Linked DNA regions of Homo sapiens: region 2 is linked to region 1. Evidence: read pairs that join two places in POLR2A ChIA-PET (ENCODE). Cell type or tissue: OCI-LY7. All regions are shown on one strand. Links, peaks and the distances in the headings refer to the core of each region. The heading gives the core; the rest is flanking DNA.

Region 1 (10,494 bases), core at 1,908-6,907:
CATGCTAATATGCCAAAATTACATACTTTATCATATTTGTATTAATAGTATTTCACTAGGAATTTTTCCCAAAAGTCTTTTCAAAATTTTAGTTTCATGAAAACCAATAAACAAGTACCAAACCTCAATAAGTTGTGTATGTAAGAATATCATTATGGATACTTACATCATAGTACTTTTTAATGAAACGTCTAATGTCCATGATCAATTTGTTGCTCAGTTGTACTGTAAAGGTCAGAGGTGAAGCCTTACAATCGATGTTACTGCAACGATACAAGCTGGGCTCCATATCTGTTCCCTACATAAGTCAGGAGAAGTATACAAAAAATTACTGTGAGGCTATAAAAGGGTTTTTGTGCTTAAAAACTTACATGCTGTCCTAGTGTTGAATATTCTTAATTCGTTTTATTGGTGAGTTGTTAACCCTATCTTCTCAATTATTTTCCTCCCAAAGACCGCTTTAGTCATACATACCTTCCATTCCTTGCCATCATCATAATGGAGTGCAAAGTCAAAGGGAAAACCCTGAAATCACTATTTTACATTCACTATACGAGGGACTCTATGGATAAAATAATTTTCCCTCTGTAAATACCAGTGAAGTCATGTTACTGGAAATAAACCTCTTTCTCAGAGATACTGATTAAAAACTTTAAATTTGTATTTATTCATTACAAACTTGAAGAAAAACAAGAGCCTTTATCACATTAGTTTGTTTTCATCTTGTCAAGTTAATTTTAAAAATAAAGTCTAAAAGTTAAAAGTGTAGTACCACAAAAACAGTATCACTTACTGTCTGCTTAGCAAATCTAAAATTTTGGCAATTTTTCCAAAAAATGAAGTGTATTGGGGGAGGGAGGCAGGAGAAGTAAAAATTTGAAATAAATAAATATTAATATTTGGAGAAAACATTTTGTTTTGTTGTGTTTTGTTTTAAACAAAGACAAGGCAAATGTAATATATAGCAAAACTGTTGGGATTTCTGAAGCATTTGTTTTCCTTTCTGATACTTAAACATCTTGGTTTCCTGCTCCAATCTGGTACATAACCCTACCCGCCACGCTAAGCAATTCCAGGTGGAAGAGATTTCAGAGCTTGACATCGGCTCTTCCACAGTTAGCCCATCTGCAAGTCGTCAAGCCTCCATGCAATTAACTATCTTATTTACAGCTGTAATGAAGCAAAACTCAAGGATTTAGCAAGTATTGCTGATCTGTGTCTGCCTCTTCCTTGCACTTGCTTCCAAAGACTGCTTTGTTTTGATTCAAAAAAATGCAAAACATCTGCTGTTTGTCCAAATTAACTTAAAATAATTACTTTTAATTTAGATAAAGGGCGTCTTTTCTTTCAGTTTCAAGGTTTTACACAGTTCTGCTGCCTATTCCTTTGCCAATGGCTAGTACATGCATAACACTGCAGTGGAAATCAAGTAAATTGGCCAAGTTTCAAGCTCTGATCCAAGGTCAATAATACATTTTTTGGCAGTACTTCTTGAAAGGAATGTCTCCCTGTGACTTTTTAAATGTCTAATATGCAAAGACAGCAGAAAAGATAAGAGTACCTTTGCAAAATGGAGGTAAGTGGGATGTGTAAAGACAAACACAAACTTTCCCAAAACACTTAGTTCCCAGTAACTTGATTTAAGATAAGGAAAAATATTGGTCTAAGTCTTAATAGATGGGGGTTGACAGTGGGACAATACAGGTTACTAATTAAGAAATTATAATAAAAATACTTTAAGATAATTTAGAATTTTTAAGGGATTCCACTTAAAAACCAAGGTCAAGCACTCTAGGAAGCCAAAACAATATTCAAGCACATTCAAGTAAGAGTTTTCAAACAGAAATAAAAGCAAGCTGTGAAGGTAGATTTCACATGATGCTAAAATTCTTTAAACACATGAAAGCAACATGTGTGTGTTTATTTCGCCCTTTTTATATACCCCATAGTGGGGGAAGGGGGTAAGGCCTTTATACAAGTTCACTCACAAAATGAAAGACAGAAACAACTAACCGAACCATCAAAGACATTATCATAAATATTCTCAGTTCCACATGTAGGGCATGGACATTTGAATCTTTCACAGTCCCTGTATTTCTCTTCATCAGTGAGCTGTGCTGGGCCACCAAGTAGAGCATCATTCTCTTCATCTTTATGATAATGATGAACTCTAAATTGGGTGGGGTCAAGTCCTATTAATGTAAAAGAAAAAAACAAATTCAGAAAAGTATTCCAAAAATACCCCAAAGAAGAAAACTCCCACAAAAAATTATTTTAAATTCATGCACATACACACAACCATTTGAACTCAAAAGCACATGGACAAATGACTTCTCTTTTTACAAGAGATACTTTATAAATAAAACAAGTAACTGCAACAACACAACACAGAAATATGCCACTGAACATATGGGTTTGGAAGCACCTACTTCGATAGGATGTTTTTTATTATTCTCTTAAAGTTACAATGAAAACCTCAAATAAATGTGTACTAAGAAATTCTCTTAAAATCAAAGTCACAATTAAAACTGAGAATAAAATCAGGGAATAAAAATCCCATTAAAGAAAACAGGTTCACTGCCATTACAACTCCTTCAAGTGCAGACACAGCTAACCCTGATTTCAATGCAGTAGTCGATTTCATCTTGGCTCAGTAGTTAACAGCATGTAGGTTGCAATCTAATTCAGTGGTTAAAATTCAGTAGCAGCATCTGAGACAAAATGCAACATGGTTTTCTTGATGTTCGAAATTCAGAAATTTAAAATATGTGCAAAAACAATGGGTCTACAGATTCTACAGGCCAAAATGTCCCTGAGAATCCTGAAACCAAATATACCTTCCATATTTCATTCAAAACAACATAAGAAATCAATCAATGCATGTTTATGCTATTTTGTTTCCACAAACTAATTAAAGAAAAGAAACATTTTTAGGCCAACCAATTTAATTTACCCTTGGTCAAAACATGTGTGCCAAAATTTACTATTTGAATTTATACTTAAAAATAATTATTCTACACTGTTTCTTAGAATTTTAGGGATTGCTAAGGGATGCTTTCAAGAAAAGATTATAAGAGACAATATTTCTATCTTTTGGAAATCTAAGGAAAAGCTTTTGGAAATCTAAGAGAAAACTATCTTATTTTAGTATAAAGGTAAATAAGTAATATAAAACAGTCACTAAGCCAAAAGCTCACAAATACCAAAAATATCTAAAAATTGTTTAAAATTTATCAACAGCTACATAGGTAGATAAATCTAACAGATGCATTCAGAATTCAGTGACAGAATCCTAAATCCTATTTGGTCAGCTGTCAAGCGACATCTAGTAATTATAAAATACTGGAGGCTGACTCTTCACAGTTGAAAGGGGCCAAACAAAGAATAAGACAACTGAGACACAGAGTCTCACTTTTCTCACCTGCGAAACGGAGGTAGCATCACTGATCATACACTTTTGAAGTTTAAATTGGATAATATAGAACAAACCGAGTTCAACGCTGCCTACTGCGTGGCAAGCACTAAATAAATGTCATTTCAATGAAAAAATAAAATAGTGAATGAACATCATTTAATCCAGACTGTACTCGCTCAAGATTATGCATTTAGAAAACTATATGAGACATGTTCATGCTGCATATGAAGTTAATAGCTACTCGTTGTAGGAATTAAAGTATTTCCTAAAGTGGTAGTATATGATAAAAACAAAGAATACACATTCAGAACAATTTGAAAAGCTGTTCTTCATTAGTGACATAAATTATGTTAACATGGGCCACTTGTCACCAAGACACTATACATTCTTATTTTACAAGTTACCTAACCCCTAAGAGAAATAGTAAATTAGAGAATTATGTGGGAATACATATACTCTCACATTTAAAGCTAAGGATGGTCAGAGGAATTGAGAGAGACCACACCGCTGAATGAGGCCAGTTCATCTCTGTAGTGAGGGGTAACTGTCGCTAATTCAAACTCTAGTTGTGAATCCAAGTATTCACATAATGTTTTGATTTATTTGCAATTATGAGAAAGCAGCTTCACTTTTTCTCTGACCCTATGACTATTAATCAATTTCCCAGGCCAACACTAATCAAAAGATAAGGAAAAAGAAAATAAGCAAGATTTTTCTAAAAGGCAAGTTTCTTTCACAGTCCAAAAATAAAGGAACAAAACAATGCTGGTTTGCACATATACAAAATTGGCCAGGCTACGAAAAGGAACCAAGAGGAGCTACTCTCTACCCCTCCCCACCAGCCATGGCTCACTTGGTGCACCTGAGTGCATGAACCTGCAAGCACTGACCCGGGACAGCCTGCCTGCAGAGTAAGCTAAAAGTGGGTGTGGGCCATCTTGTTACTTACTCATGGAGAAACACCCAAACGACTGGCTGCAACTTGCGAAAAATACCAGGCCCTGTGAAATGTCTACTCTAAATGTCTACCCTAAATATCCATTTCTACAAATCACTCAATCTTCCCATGGCAGTAACAAAGTCAACTGGCTCAGCTAATTACTTCAGATTTATTCCCAAGGTGATTTTTTTTTTCCCCAGGGGAAGGAGCTTCAATCTCAATAGTCTCTTGGTCATAGTTCAATGCTAAAATGTAAAAATATAAAGGGAGAAGAGACTGTAATGAGCTTAAAATATTAGGTATATAATGATCCTTGTACAAGTTACTTAAATACCAAAATGCCATTAAAAAGTTATTTTCTTGGGAGAGCAGTTATAAGTTCAACAGGCAAACCACAGAGGGCTAAATTAAATCATTTTAAGAAAACATACAATGTCATGTTAAAAAAGTAAGGATCATTGCTGCTGGAATCTTTTTTGAAAAGGTGAAAATCCAGGGTTAAATAAGCCCCAAACTTAGTCAACACATACATTAGTTTTTCCAAATTCTCACAAAACTGGTAACAGCAGCTTATTTCGAAGTTTCAGTAGACTTTAAAGTTTTACTGCTTATACCCTAAACTCATTAAGTCTGGAGTGAAACAAGAAACAAGTATCTGGTGCTGCCACCTACAGGTAGAGATTCTGAATTTTAAAATGTGCAAAACAGCAGCTACATATAATTCCATTTTTAATTGTTGTCACTCCAAAATTAAACACTTCTGTCAAAAATGACATTAAAGCAAAATCTTTATTACTGCACTTGCCCTACATGCATCTACACCGTATAATTAATGTTACACTGCGTACATTAGTCTTTGAGCAAGAAATGCAAAACTGAATCCCAAATTCCTTATTGCTTCTACTGAAAGCTTTCTCTGAACTGGCTTAAAGGAACAAACTTTATGCCCCATTTGAGAAAAGTAACTTCCATTTCTTTTAGGCTAGCTCTTGACAGGTGACTTAAGTCTTTTGGTGAGGCACAGAATGAAGGAAGAAGCAGCCTGCCTGGGCTTTGCAAAACTAGTTATCTGGAGGAAGAGCAGCCGTGGTTTCCCCCCAGAATAGGCTGAGATGATGTATGCTTTAATTCAATTATGTGGCTTGTAGTGATGGACTCATTTGTGCTGGGGTTGAGGGTACAAAAGAGGCAGTGGAATGAAATTAAAATACTGTCATTTATAATTAGAAAATTTCTAGGATCTCACATTATTTTGGCAACAGGATCAAAACTCTCATGTTTCAAGAAGTATTTATAGAAAGTAACATCATAGGCATCAGGGTGTATGAGTTTAGCAGTACTGTCTTTACTTAAGTCACCATAGCCTTATCACACACACCCCCAGTGTGACATTTAGCACAAAATTATTTTTCTACCATTGCACTTTCTAACCATTGTAAATTATGCCTGTTTTTAGAATGTTCACCTGCCCCCACTCCCAAGGAGTTTTTAAACTGTTCATAACTTGAGACATATTGTTATTAGAGAGGCTGATACATTTAATCAAATACTTTCCTTCCTTCAAAAGACAAGGTCTCTATTAGTGCAACAGCAAATAACTACAGTAAAACCCTTACATATGTTCATGCAAGTGGGGAAGAGGGAAAATCCACATAAATGAAATTCCAAATGAGTAAAGGGAGTAACTGGTATTTACAAGCAGTTGTTTGTAATATGGATCATTTAATCTATGAGGGAAGCTAATTAACAGAATCCCATTGAGTGAAATTTTTTTGTAAAAATTTCTTAGAGGAAGTAAACCATTTATCTTTTGCATGAGTCCAGGCTTTCATATATCTGGACATCTTAGAGGACAATATGCGAACTGAAAATTTAGTATGATTAAAGAAAAAAATAATTTTCAAATGGTGAATGCTATATCCACAGAATGCTCATAGCAGCTTTATTCATAATAGCCAAAAATGGAAACACTCTAGATGTCCATCAACAAGTGAATGGATTAACTGGTATAATCTACCATAATACTACTCAGCTAATACTACTCAGCAATGAAAGAGTGAATACTGCTACATGCAACAAGACAGATGAATCTCAAAAATACCATGCTAAGTGAAAGAAGTTGCACACAAAAAGAGTATATACTGTAGGAAACCATTTATACGAAAATCTTGAATAGGCAAAACTAACTTATACTGATAGATTTCAGATGAGCGATTGCTACTATAACAGAGGTGCTGACTGGGAAGAGGCACGAGGGAACATTCTGGAGTGATGAAAATGTTCTGTGTCTGTGCCTAGATAACTGATTGTATAATACTCAAGATTTTAGCATTTTATGGTAAATTATGTGAATTATACTCTTAAAAAGCATGCCAAATAGGAAAAGATGTTTGTGTAGGTTGAACATCCCTAATCCAAAAATCTGAAATCCTCCAAAATTTGAAACGTTTTGAGTGCCAACATGATACCACGAGTGAAAAATTCCACACCTGACCTCATGTGATGAGTTGCAGTCAAAACTTTGTTTCAGGCACAAAATTTTTTAAAATATTGTATAAAACTGCCTTCAGGCTACGTGTATAAGATGTATATAAAACATAAATGAACTTCATGTTTAGGCTTGGGTCTCATCTCTAAGATAGCTAATTATCTATATGCAAATATTACAAAATCCGAAAAAATCCCAAACACTTCTGGTCGTAAGCATTTCAGATAACGGATACTCAAACTGTAATATATACTTCCAAAAGACTCGTAATTAGAACACATAGGAAATGCCTGCAAATCAATAAGAAAAAGAAAAGCCAACAGGACAACAGACAAAGACTTGAACAGGCACCTCACGAAAGGAAATACTCCAATGGCCAAGAAGCATGTGAAAAGGTGTTCAACTTCATTAGTCATCAAAGAAATACAAATTAAAACCACAACTCTATGCCACCATGTAAAATGAAGATGGAAAACACTATCTTACCAAGTGTTGGTAAGAATGTGGAGCACCCAAACACTGCTAGTAGGAAGTGTAAACGAGTAGAACCGCTTTGGAAAACTGGCAGAATCTACTAAAAGTAAACATACATGTCCCTGATGGCCTAGCAATTCTCCTTAGTACATCCCCAAGAAAAATACATGCTTACGTTTGACAGAGGACCTGTACAACAACTCTCAAAGCAGCACTATTCAAAATACCTCAAATGTGGAAACAACTCATAGGTGTACCTCCAGTAGATAGCCATACAGTGTGGTATATTCAGACAATGAAATATTATACAGAATTTACAGAAAGGAAGGACAACCACATGGATGAATCTCACAAACAATATTCAGTAAAAGTAGTCTAGACACAAAGAACAAAGACGCAATTTGTGTAATATCCCCAAAAATCCACCTCATCTATGTTATTAGATGCCAGGTATGTAGAGGATCATTTCTAGGAGACATGAGGGGCCTTCTGGGAATGTAGTAATGTACTGTTTCTTGAGCTCAGTAATGACTACACTAGTGCATGATGACCTTGTGAAAATTTATCAAGCAGTTTAGTTAGGTTTTGTGTACTTTTCTGTATGCATGTTATACTATGAAAAATTCACACTTGGAAAGGTGAGAAAATTGCATTCTAAATATTTCTTATGAAACATCTATGAATTTGTTGCAAAATGCATTGAAACTCAAATAGACATAAACCCCATTGCCTAGGAAGAAGTGTGTATTTTATATTTTAGAAAATATAAAATAAAATAAATTGAGCCTAAATATAATCACATCTTTAGATCTAACTATTTATAGGAAACATAGGAGACAGAGGAACATGTTAAAAGATACCACCAGGATGTGATCAGTAAACTCCAGAATGAGAAAAATTCTATAGGACAAAAAGCCCAGTTTCTTTAATTAACAAACTGGGAGGATCAACAAAGGAAAAAAAAAAATAGAAATTAACTACCAAGTTGACCCTGACTGGATTCCAATCCAAACAAGGAGCTTTTTAAAAAAAGTGTATTCATAGTGCAATCACGGAAATATAAACACTTGTTGGAAATTAGATGAAATGAAGGAATTGTGAGGTTTTTTGGTGTGATGTGATAATAATGTAGTTATGCTGAAAAGGGGAATCTTTTCTTTTAGAAATGCAAAATGGGCCGGGCGCACTGACTCACGCCTGTAATCGCAGCACTCTGGGAGGTCAAGGCAGGAGAATCACCTGAGGTCAGGAGTTCAAGAACAGCCTGGCCAGCACGGTGAAACCCCGTCTCTACTAAAAATACAAAACAAAATCAGCCGGGGGTGGTGGCGCATGCCTGCGATCCCAGCTACTCAGGAGGCTAAGGCAGGAGAATCGCTTGAACCTGGGAGGCAGAGGTTGTCGTGATCCGAGATCGCACCACTGCACTCCAGCCTGGGTGACAGAGTGAGACTCTTTGTCTCTAAAAAAAAAAAAAAGGAAATGCAAAATGAAATATTAACACACAAAATAAATATATAGGATATACTTCAAAATAATAGGGGAAGGTGGGAAAGAGGAATAATAAGATTGGCCACCAGTGCAGAATACTGAAGGTGGGTGATGAGTATATGAGGGTTTAATCTTACCCTATAATTTAATATGTGTGATACTAGAAAAAATTTTATATTCTCTACTACCATATATATATATATAATATACATTTTTCCATAATAACAAGTTGTATTTTTTTGTTTGTTTGCTTTGTTTTGAGGCGGAGTCTCGCTCTGTTGCCCAGGCTGGAGGACACTGGCGCAATCTCGGCTCACTGCAACCTCGCCTCCCAGGTTCAAGAGATTCTCCTGCCTCAGCCTCCTGAGCAGCTGAATTACAGGTGCCCGCCACCACGCCTGGCTAATTCTTTTGTATTTTTAGTAGAAATGGGGTTTCACCCTGTTCTGTTGGCCAGGCTTGTCTCGAACTCCTGATCTCAAGTAATCCACCCGCCTTGGCCTCCCATAGTGCTAGGATTACAGGCGTGAGCCACCATGCCCAGCCCAACAAGTTTTTAAAATACTACAGATCCAATTTAAAGATAAACAATTTACTGTATAAGTGTCAGACAACCAAAACTGTCTTTCACACCAACAATACACCTCTTCATAATATAAATGGAAAATTTCTGAGTATTTTAGAAGAAATAATAGCCGAGCCTTTGGTTTAAATGAATACCCAAGATTTTTATTTTCCTGGAGAAGATAATTCTCAAAATCTTGACAGAATAAAAAGCCTGATGAGCAGCATTCTCATGACTTCAATCAACTGGTTTTAATGCCCTTGACAATAGACACAAATATAAATTTTAACTTAACGAGATGTGTATTTCTTGGCAGGAAGCTTTTCAAGTGTCTTCTTCCTTTTTTTTTTTTTTTTTTTCTTTCTGAGACAGGGTCTTGCTCTGTCACCCAGGCTGGAGTGCAATGGAACGATCACAGCTCACTGCAGCCTTGACCTAGCTCACTGCAGCCTCGACCTCCCTGGCTTAAGTGATCCTCCCACCTCAGTCAGCTGAGTAGCTGGGACTACAGGCATGCACCACCATACCCAGCTAATTTTGGTATTTTTTGTAGAGATGGGGTCTTGCTATGTTGCCCAGGCTGGTCTTGAACTCCTAGACTCAAGCCATCCTCCTGCCTCCCAAAGTGTTGGGATTACAGGCGTGAGCCACGCACGGTACCTGGCCTTCCTTTCCTGTTTTTAAACCTGAGAAAAGATGGTAACTCTGTGCTGGAAATATATTTGGAATATAAAATAACACAAATAATAGTCCAAAGATTGCTTGTCTTATAACACAGCCTACTTCTCTTCCAGCTATGTTGGTAGATGCTGGGGAAAAACAGCTAGGCTCAAGGTCCCTAACCACCCACCTTCTAAAAGGTGAGTTAGTCCTGCAAGAATGGCCATAATCAAAAAATTAAAAAAAAATAGATGTTGGTATGGATGTGGTAAAAAGGGAACACTTTTACATTGCTGGTGGGAATGTAAACTAGTACAACCATTATGGAAAACAGTGTGGAGATTCCTTAAAGAACTAGAAGTAGAATTACCATTTGATCCAGAAATCCCACTAGTGGGTATCTACCCAGAGAAAAACAAGTCATTATACCAAAAAGATACTTGCACGTGCATGTTTATAGC
Region 2 (10,494 bases), core at 2,514-7,513, 61 kb after region 1:
ACTTGTGAAATTTAGATAATTCAGGTGACAGGGCTCTGTGAAAAAACTACAAAGCACTACACACATATATCACTATGTGCTTTCACTATTGCTATTGTTGTTATGGTTGTTGCCTCCAAGGAACCTGCAAACAGGTACCTGCCAAGGCTTTGCTGGCTGACCATAGGTTTTGGTGGATATATGGACAGTGATACCACTTTATTTGTACTGAAAATATGACAACCATGGCTATCACTGGGTCTTAACTTCGTTTACTTTTTTTAACAGCAAACTGAGTAGTACTTTAACCTGGATTGTGGGCCACTGGTGTACAGACAATAACTGAAGGAACAATATAAGAATCTAGTATGTGAAAATGGCTCACAATTCCAATGTTTGGGTCTCTATTAGACCTCAAGGCATGTGATTCATCCCTAAAGGCATGTTCCCTGGATCTTTTAAAGAGAATTCCAGTATATCCCCTCATTAAACAACAACAACAAAAATCAAACATGTATGCTTGGGTTCCAGGACTTTCTAGGTTTAAGTTTAGCTATTTATTACATTTACTACATTTTCAAATAAATTCATTTTACCTTATTAAGACAGATTAGCCTCTCCTGTGGAAACATGGTAGAAGTGGGGACTGATTTAATAAGGGTTTGGCATCAGTAAATCATATAAAAAAACAGAAGTCAAATCTTCCATTACCACTTGAACAGAATAAAACGGTATTATTGGCAGTACATGGGGACCACTATAAGGGACTCAAACACTTCCCCCACACCATGGATGTAAGGGGGAAAAAAATGATACCCTCTGAGGGTAAAAACGCACTTGCACAATGGCTAAGGTAGCACTCTGTTGAAATCAAACAAGAGACTCTCTACAGGTGTGTACCTAAGCTCAGAATTTGGAAGCCTCTACATGTTTCCAAAGGTGATCTAAGTTTAATCTTAGGAAGCAGGCCTGGAATGTGCTTGTCATTTAGTGAACTGTATTGCAGCTTGGTTTGAAAAAGATGGTGTGAACAAAGGAAAATGGTCAGCATAAAAATAAGTCTGAAGACCCAGACACTGGCAAGCTTTACTGCTCAGCACTACTTAGGGAAAACCCAAATAGTCTCTGTGGCAGGTGTGTCCTAATCATGGATTATCTATCCAAGTCCCTTTGTTTTGATTCCATTCTCACCAAGCAACCTTGTGATTGTAATTTGGCTTCCCATGTGGGTTGTCTATAAAGAGAAAATGCACTAATCTCTCAGTTCGACCTCACCAGTCTAATTAACAGCTGTACTTCTCATTTCAGATGAACAAATTGGCATTAGGGCAAGTACATGTGAGTCTGACCATCTACAGTGTGCTAACAGGGTTAGATTTCTGAGCTTCTAAGAATATAAGCTCCTCATTCACCACTGAACCTCCTGTGCCTAGAACAGTGCATGGCTCCTGACAGCTACTCAGTAAATACCAGGCTGAGATCCAGAGACCTAAGATGACTTCTAGCATTTTTTAATTTGAATTACAATATATACTAAAATTGGCATAAATGCTCAGTATAAAATGATCAGAAAATGGATTCCACTACAAATAAAATATTTAAGTATCATAGCATTAATATGACCTAATGATAATTTACTTGATACAATACACATTAAGCAATTAGAAATGCTTTGTTTTTAGGCCTAAAAGGTCATCTTCTCTTGAAAAACTTCCCCATGACAAGCAAAAGCACTCAAAATCATTCAGAAGCTTAACATATTCAGTACTCAAAATGTTCGTTTTTTAAAAAGCTCACTTTTTAAAGTGACAACAATTTCTCCCACTGAAAATATTTTGAAAAGAGCTAACCCGACATTTCTCTTTTTCACCTTTTCCTAACTCTGTAATTTACTCTAATATCCAGTGGGGTTATTCCATATGAGATCCAATAAAGGCAACAATGAATAAACAGTGCTGCTCAATTATCCAGTTCCACACTTTCACTGCAGCAAAGCATGTCTGGCTTTGCTAGAATGTTACAAAACCAAAACCCAGAGATGCCATCTTCAGCACTGGGCAAAAATAGCCTCTTACCGTTGATAACCTCTGGACAATGTAAAAAGCCACTACCTGAAGGCACTGGAGCACAACGAAAAACTTGCCAAAAATGGAGGGATGTCTACAATTGGTAAAAAGGAAAGGCACCAGGCAAGATGCCCATTTCTTCTGGCTTGAAGAGCCAGAAGACAGAGTTCAGGGTGACTACCATCGCTGGAAAAAAAGAAAAGACACAAATTACCAACATCAGCAATAAGAGATGACACCATTACCAATTCTAGATATTAAAAGGATAAAAAGGGAATGTTATTTAAAAACTTCGTGCCAATAAATCTGACAAATTTCTTGAAAGACACAAACTATTATACTAAAGCTCACTCAAGAAGAAACAGACAACTTGACTGTCTGTCAAACAAATTGAATTTGTAGTTAAAAATTTTTAAACAAATAAAAGTCCAGGCCCAGATAGTTTCTGTGGTGAATTACTCCAAACATTTAAAGATGAAATAATACCAGTTCTACACAAACTCTCCCAGAAAATGGAAGAGGAAGGAATATTTCTCAACACATTGTGAGGGCAGCATTACCCTAGTCTGACCAAGACTGACAAAGATATTACAAGAAAAGAAAATTTCAGACCAATATTCCTCATAAACATACATGTAAAAATTCTAAACGTTTTAGTAAATAAAAATCCAAAAATAAAGTATTCATAGACATGACCAAGTGGGGTTTAGCCCAGAAATGCAAGGTTGACTTAACACCTGAAAAGCAATCATTATAAATCACCATATTAACAAACTAAAAAATAAAACAGAACAAAACAAAAAAAATCTCATGATCACTTCAATAGACATAGAAAAGGCATTTGAAAAAATCCAACACTCATTACTGGTTTTAAAAAACCCTCAAGAAAGTAGAACAAAAAGGTATTTCCTCAATTTGAAAAAGGACATACAAGAAAAATCTTCAGCTGACAACATACTTAATGCCGAAAGGCTAAATGCTTTCCCCCTAATACCAGAAACAAGATAAGTATTTTTGATCTCACCACTTCTATTCAACAGGATACTGGACCAACATGCGTTGGCTTCACTGGTGAATTCTACCAGACATTTAAAGAACAGCAATCTTTTTCAAATTCTTCCAAAAAAGTGAAGAGGAAGGAACCCTTCCAACCTCATTTTACAAGGCCAGCATTACCCTGATACCAAAGCTAATCAAAGATATGAAAAGAAAAAGAAAACTACAGGCCGAACTCCTGATGAACATAGATATAAAAATCCTCAATAAAATACTAACAAACCAAATTCAACAGCACATTAAAAGGATCATATACCAAGATCAAGTGGGATATAATAATAACCACAAATACGCATTGTGGTAAGGTACTGAAATGCCATAGAAAGAGCTCAAGCTATGTCAGATTGAACTATAAGAAATGGCTGATATTCAACCATTTTTGCTCTTAAAAAAAGATGGCAATTATATATGTTACAACCATGAGGAGGGTTTGGAGACAAACTGGAGCCAAAATGACTGGATTTGCATCCTGGCTCTACTCATTACTAGTTGTGTGACTTTGTGTATGTTACATAACCTCAGTTTTCTCAGCTGTAACGTGGGTATATAGCAGTATCTGTTTCATAGGCTTGTTCTGAGGAGTTAATGAGTTAACATATATAAAGCCTCTAGAACACTGCCTGGCTCATGGTAAAACTAGGTCAGTGTGAGCTATTATGCATTAAATCCTGGCTCTGGCACTTCCTTTTTTAGTGACCTTAAGAAGGTTCTTTTACCTGTTTCCTCAAATGGTAAAATGCAGAGGTTGAATTTGACTACCTAGACCAAGTCAGGACCAGTTCTTAAATTCTATTATTGTACAAGTATAAAAGCAGAGGACAAAAGCCATACTACATGAACAAAACAATATCATTTGCTAAATGATTGTCTGAGGTCATTCTTTAGTTTCTCTTGGAACTCACACATGGACCTCAAGGTTAGAAATCAATGTCTAGGCCGGGCGCGGTGGCCCACGCCTGTAATCCCAGCACTTTAGGAGGCTGAGGCAGGTGGATCACAAGGTCAGGAGCTCGAGACCAGCCTGGCCAAGGTGGTGAAACCCCGTCTCTACTAAAAATATAAAAATTAGCTGGGTGTGATGGTGGGCACCTGTAATCCTAAATACTCAGGAAGCTGAGGCAGGAGAATTGCTTGAACCCGGGAGGCAGAGGTTGCAGTGAGCCGAGATGGCGCCACTGCACTCCAGCCTGGGTGATAAGAGTGAGACTCCATCTCAAAAAAAAAAAGAAAGAAAGAAAGAAAGAAATGTCTAATCAGTTCCTGGATTGAAATCAATTAGCTAAATCAGTAGTGTCCAGTACAATGGCTTCCTATCTTATTTTTATAGCAGACTACTTCATCTCCAGTCATTCTAAGAAGCTCAACAGATATAAATGTTATTTGTTTAAATCCTACAATGTGCTGAGTGCCAAGAACATTTACATGCTCAGTATGGAGTAACATCACAAAGCAGTTAAAATGATAAATGTCAACCCACAGCCAACCACCTGGGTTCAAATCCTAATTCCATCGTTACATCTATGACCTTAAGTGAGCAATTTAACCTCTCTATAGCTGCTTTCCTCTTCTGTAAAAAAGGAAAAATAATATCACAGGGTTTCTATGAGGATTAAGTAATGTATGTAAAATACTTAGGATAGTGCCCAGAGCATAGGGAAAAAAACTCATATTAGCTAGATTAAAGTCAGATGATTTTTCAAAAGTTCTCAAAACCAAATTAATTTTAACATATTTTAGTTCAGAAAATAAGGGTAGGCCATCCAACATGTTTAGGATGCCTCTCAAAAGCAAGCAGCTCACGCCTGTAATCCCATCACTTTGGGAGACCAAGGCGGGCAGATCACTTGAGGTGAGGAGTTCAAGACCAGCCTGGCCAACATGGTGAAACCCCGTCTCTACTAAAAATACAAAAATTAGCCAGGTGTGGTGGCGGGCGCCTGTAGTCCCAGCTACTCAGGAGGCTGAGGCAGAAGAATCGCTTGAACCTGGGAGGTGGAGGGTGCAGTGAGCCGAGATCGTGCCACTGCACTCCAGAGCAAGACTCCATCTTGGGGAAAAAAAAAATCAAGTAGCAACACATTATCCAAAACTTAGATGCCAAGCTGCTCTTACCTTGTCTCACAAAAAGGAAGAAACTATTAAGAATATATGACCACTCTAATCACAGGTAAATCCGAATAACAAATCACATCAAATAAAGTCACTTACCAACTAGAACATCTTTAGTTTTTTGCTCTTTAAATAATCCCATCTTTCATTTCCAAAAGGTATACAAATATTAAAATAATGCTTTTCTTTTAACTTGGTATTACTAATTCTTATTGACATCGGATATATGCACAACTATTTACAAGACCATATAACATTACTTTTAACTGTGTATACTTTCCACCCTGAACCATTAAGCCAGTCCTTTGTTTCACTTCCTCTTTATATTAGTAGCCAAGTGATTACCTGCCCACACTTTCAGTTTCTTTAGCCCATAGAAGCAATTAATGGCAACAAAAAAGCTTAAATGCTTTATAGAGAAAGGAGCTCAACTCTGTACCCATTAAACAACTCCCTCCACCTCTCCCCCCTCACCTTAGCCCTTGGCACCTACCACTTAAGGATTCCATGAGGATTAGAGATAGATAGCAGTCTTCTTCCCAAGATCCCCAAAGGCAAATATCTACTTCTTACTCTACTGTAACTGGCAGTGAATTGCGTAGTGCACCTGTGTTGTGTGCACCTGCACACTTAAAAATGGTTAAGATGGTAAATTTTCCATTATGTGTTTTTTTAATACAAGACAATACAATAAGCTTTTTAAAATAAAAACACAAAGACAAAAAAGTTAATTTGAAAAAATATATTCAACTAATATCTTTTCCATTGCCTTAACAAGAACATTTAACACAAATAGAATGCTACTTAAGTTCTTCCCAAAACAATACAATCTCAGCATTTCAAGTAATTTTAGCCCTACACACCAAAGTTAGTTGCTCAGAATGTCTTTAGTGTAACCAAAAATTAACAAGACATTTTCCCTGTGAGCAGGATTTTACCAAAATATACATACAGCAAGGATGATTAGAAAGTTATTTGGTCAAATCTTTTTGTATTGTATTTCACGAGCACAAACCCAACTTAGCTGAAACTCCCTCTCCCTCAAAAAAGCAGAGATAAACTGATAAAACTGTATGTAAGTCTGCCTATTACCAGTACTGGTTTTTAAATATGCCTTGAGAAAGCTTGGGATTCAGTCAAACATTGCTGAAAAAACACACATCTTGACCCAGTACTGAATCCTAAGAATAATGTCCATCAATAACTGAAATAAAGAAATCCTCTGAAGTATCAATTCTCAAGGATTAAACAAAAGATTTGCTTGAGTTTGAAGGTAAAGCAATTCTGGTTAAGAAAGAATGAATGAGAAATACAGTTTCAGCTTGTCTTAGGCCTAGATCACGTTCATCAACAATTTCAAACTCATGTTCTTCCTGGTTAAGTTTTGCTATCATTTGTTTGTATTTAAATAGTTTACAGGCACCTAGTTTCTCTTTCTCATAATACTGGCTGCCACAATTCTCAACCACAGATTTTTTAAATGTCATAAGCACTTGAGAAAATAAGAAATAATCATGTAAAAACAGTGAGAATAAACCAAAGCAGTTTCTCCATCAGAAAATGAGGCCCCATGCTCTGTGACAATCATTCTAGGGAAGTTGTTTTGACAGTCATCAATAGCAAATAGAAATCTGTCCCTAACCTATATTAAAGAAAATATTTAAGTACAGTTTTGTAAACTCCAAACTATCCACAGATCTATAACAAGGTTGAGAAAGGCACAAACTACTGTCTTTTCACACGCTTTGCTATAGCTTATAGCTTTTCCTGAATAGTCTTCCAGCTCTTATCCAATTTAGGAAAAGGGGGGAAAATGCTATATAAATCAGATCTACCCAACTAAACTGGGAAAAAGAGGAGAAAAGAGCCTTTAAAAAGACCGTGCATGCAATAATTATGTTTTCCTACTTTACCCCCTTCCTTCACCATGCATTACATTATCAGCATGAGTCTTCCAGATGACTTTTAAGTGGCAATAAGAGAGTAAGCATTCTGTTAACTGGGTAAAAGGTGGATAAAATAAATATAGTCAGCTCAGACTTTCTGAAGACTATGGAACAGCTGAAGTTACTTAATACAAACGATAAAACCTGCTTGGACTATGGACTCAACAACTACACTGTTTTACTGAGAGAGTCATTTTCTTACATAATGATTCAGTACTTTCTAAATGCTACAGTGGTGTTCTATAGCAGTTACAAGAGCGGTGAGATCCAACCAGATCTGGCTTGGGAAGGAAGACCTCTAGGTTTTACATCAACCCTGATTCAGGCTCAGTGGGACCTTATGGACTTATATTTTTTCATCTGTAAAATGAGGGGGCTGGACTAGAAGGTTCCTTTCAGCCTAAATGAGATGAGTCTAAAAATCTAATGTTTAGTAATCTTTTAAAATATCATCTACCTCTGTTGTTTCAATTTTAAAAAGTTCTACACTGTGCATATAACACAACACAAGAGTAAACACAGACACGTTCCTCTTTATGGTTTCTATGTTCCAAGAATCTTTAGAGCTCTATGTACAATCCTCCTATTGAAGACTACAAAGCTGTTGGTTTCATAAACTCTAAAGACTAAAAGGAGAAGCAAAGGCTTCTTAAGGCAGTAGGATTAACACTCTGGCTCAGAATATATGCAGTGAGACTCTAGGCCTTGAAAGCATCAGAACCATCCCCACAGTGCTCGTGTGTACACCACTGTTTCAAATCACTCTGATAATGCATGTGCGTGCTCTAGATTCTGGCTGGTAAAATGATACTACTCAAAAGGAGTAAAATTAATACGGCTACAAAAGAACATCCACTGTAAAATTCCACAGATGCTTTCTCTAAAACATATTAACCCACCTGGCACACAGAGCAGCAACTCTTTCGGCTTCTCACTGTACAGCATGGACCTCACTTAGTGCTTCTGTACCACAAGCTATAGACACACACTAGTATCAACAGCAAAATGCGGTGGTGCCAGGAGTTTATCACTTCAACCATTCATTACCAGATGGCAAAACTAAGGACAAACCACAACATTAAAAAACATGGAGTGGAAAATTTTTTCAGGACTTTCACTCTAAAGTTTTCCTGAGGTATTTGCTAATAATGGATTTTATAAACACAAAAAAGAAAAAAAAACACATAATTTAAAATTTGAGCAGTAAAAGTTCATATGTACGTAACATCACATTTAAAAAAAAGACATGGTGTGATTATATCTGTTTAAAATCCCACTAGTCATCTAACAAATGAACAGTTAAACCTTTTGCTTTCAAGATAATACCAAGTTTCATGAAAGAATCTCAAAGAACCTTGTATACTACGTGTCACTAACTCCCATAAACCCTTGACAAGTGTGGCAAAAAGCCAATGCTCCAAATATTATAAATGGGGAGAGCAGCACAAAACAATTACACAATTGATGTGTCAGAAATTATTCAGCAAAGAACCCTGAAAAGAAAAAGCAATTGGTTGGGCTCCCAATTCAGCTTTCTAACTTTATTTTGAAGCTACCTTTAAATAGCATAAGGCAAGGAATCAGAGTTCATGACAGAAAAATAATCTCAGCCAAAGGTATACAAGCCCACATAGTATATACAACAGTGTGGGCTCAACTGCTCCTTCCCAGGGGATTAGAATATTGATGCTGAACTTAGGCAAGAAACCAGACAAGCAGAGAAACCCAGTGCCCAGAGCTGCTGAGCAAAAAAGGTAAAGTCCACCCTTGGCCCCGAATAAAGCGACAAGAGTACATCTGGCATGGTCAAAACTGTTGCTTGTTTTTTTAAAATACAATTCTGAGATACACTTTGCAGGCAACAATCTTCTATTTTCTTGTATGCTTATGAAAAATGTGCCCTTGGTTCATATACTCATCCTCTAGGCATTGCTGCTGAGGAGGGAGCAGCCTGGGACACTAAGCTGGGCTGTAAAACTGAATCAAGCTGAGGAATGGGCCACTGTCAGGCTGACACACAACAGGTGAAAGAAACTGAAGCAGAGAGGGCAGAGTGGGCAAGGATTAGCAGCATCAACCCTTCCAAAGATGTACTCGTGGGGCCTTATTGCATGATATGTGATAATCCTACATATGCCACTCAAAATCACAGAATCAGCCTAGAGTTGGAAGGGACTTTAGAGGTCATCTAGTCTCACCTCTAGCCAAAGAAGCCCTCTCTTTTCAATTATGTACTTGTAATGGTCTGGAAGCTTGTACCTGAATTCTTCCACTACCTGAAAGGGCAACTCCACTATTGAGTAGAGCTAATTGGTAGAAAGTATCTTATCACTAATTCCTATCAATAAACCGTATCTCTACCTTCTGGAGCTACACAGTATAACTCTCAGCCCTATCTTTACATGACGGTTCTAATATTATAAAACATAAATGCAAAACTTACACATCACATTTCATTTGCAATATGGACCCATCCCACCAGCATACAAAGCATTTATGACACTGACTCAGGCATTCATTTAAGAAGTGTTATCTACCATCTGAGAGAAAGATTAACAATAGCAGCTCATCTTTATTGATCACTTACTAAGGACCAGAAACTACTCTCAGTGCTTCACATTTAATAACTTATTTAATCTTCCCAACAAACGTCATGAGGTAAATATTCTGTTGATTCCTGTTTTATTATAGATGAGGAAACTAAGACACAGAAAGGTTAGGTAACTCTGCCCAAAGCCACACAGCTAATAGGTAGCAGTTTGACTCCAGAAGGAATGCTCTCAGCACTCCAGCTCCCTTGCTCAGGGAGCCCACAGTATGGTACAGAAGAACTTATAGCCATCCTTCTCACTTTGTGGCATACCTGGAAACCTGTTAAGCTCATGTTCTGTTTTCATCAAAATCACTGTAAATAACATTGTTCAGGACAGGGTCACTAAGCCTCACCACACAAGGTGTCCCTCCCAGTTGACAATAACCCACTAATAAAACCTTTCCAGAGTATAGTTGTTCTGCAAACAAGAGATCCCTGATTCTATCTGCATTCAGTTCACATTGTTTGATTGGACAACAAAGATATCATGAAAAACTTCGTCAGGTCCTTCGATAAAACCAAATTATATATCTTTGTTTAGTAAACTTATCAAAGGTGGAAAAACAAAATTGGTCAATCCTGTTTTTTCTCTTGGTCTTAGAAGTAACAGCTAACTGTGGCGATGTTTTATCAGGGAGGTTCTTTCACACATTGCTAGTAAAAGCAGAAATGAGTATATCTATCATGTACGTACCCCCATTTTCTTTATCCAGTCTACCACTGATGGGCATTTAGGTTGATTCTA

What was found. ChIA-PET counts read pairs that join two places held together with the same protein. Peaks named below come from ENCODE experiments on the same cell type or tissue, not always from the same donor. Only the 100,000 strongest peaks of a DNase experiment are listed, where the experiment ranks them.
Region 2: POLR2A ChIA-PET joins it to region 1 with 5 read pairs; 2 of 35 experiments call an interaction of 5 or more read pairs at or near these places.

Annotation. Positions count from the first base shown.
Region 1 is chrX:24,833,350-24,843,843 of GRCh38, reverse strand. POLA1 (DNA polymerase alpha 1, catalytic subunit) reads right to left here. Exons shown (of 37, transcript NM_001330360.2): 33 at 2,014-2,192; 34 at 167-298. Among named protein-coding and RNA genes, the nearest start is that of POLA1, 140 kb to the right of the region's middle. In OCI-LY7, for the core only: a CTCF peak has its summit at 5,039 (motif pointing left); DNase peaks (open chromatin) are centred at 4,283 and 5,023; H3K27ac peaks cover 525 bases.
Region 2 is chrX:24,772,918-24,783,411 of GRCh38, reverse strand. The region is part of intron 26 of POLA1 (DNA polymerase alpha 1, catalytic subunit); the gene reads right to left. Among named protein-coding and RNA genes, the nearest start is that of POLA1, 84 kb to the right of the region's middle. In OCI-LY7, for the core only: no CTCF peak of the experiment used is centred there; DNase peaks (open chromatin) are centred at 3,791 and 5,551; H3K4me3 peaks cover 1,393 bases; H3K27ac peaks cover 4,539 bases.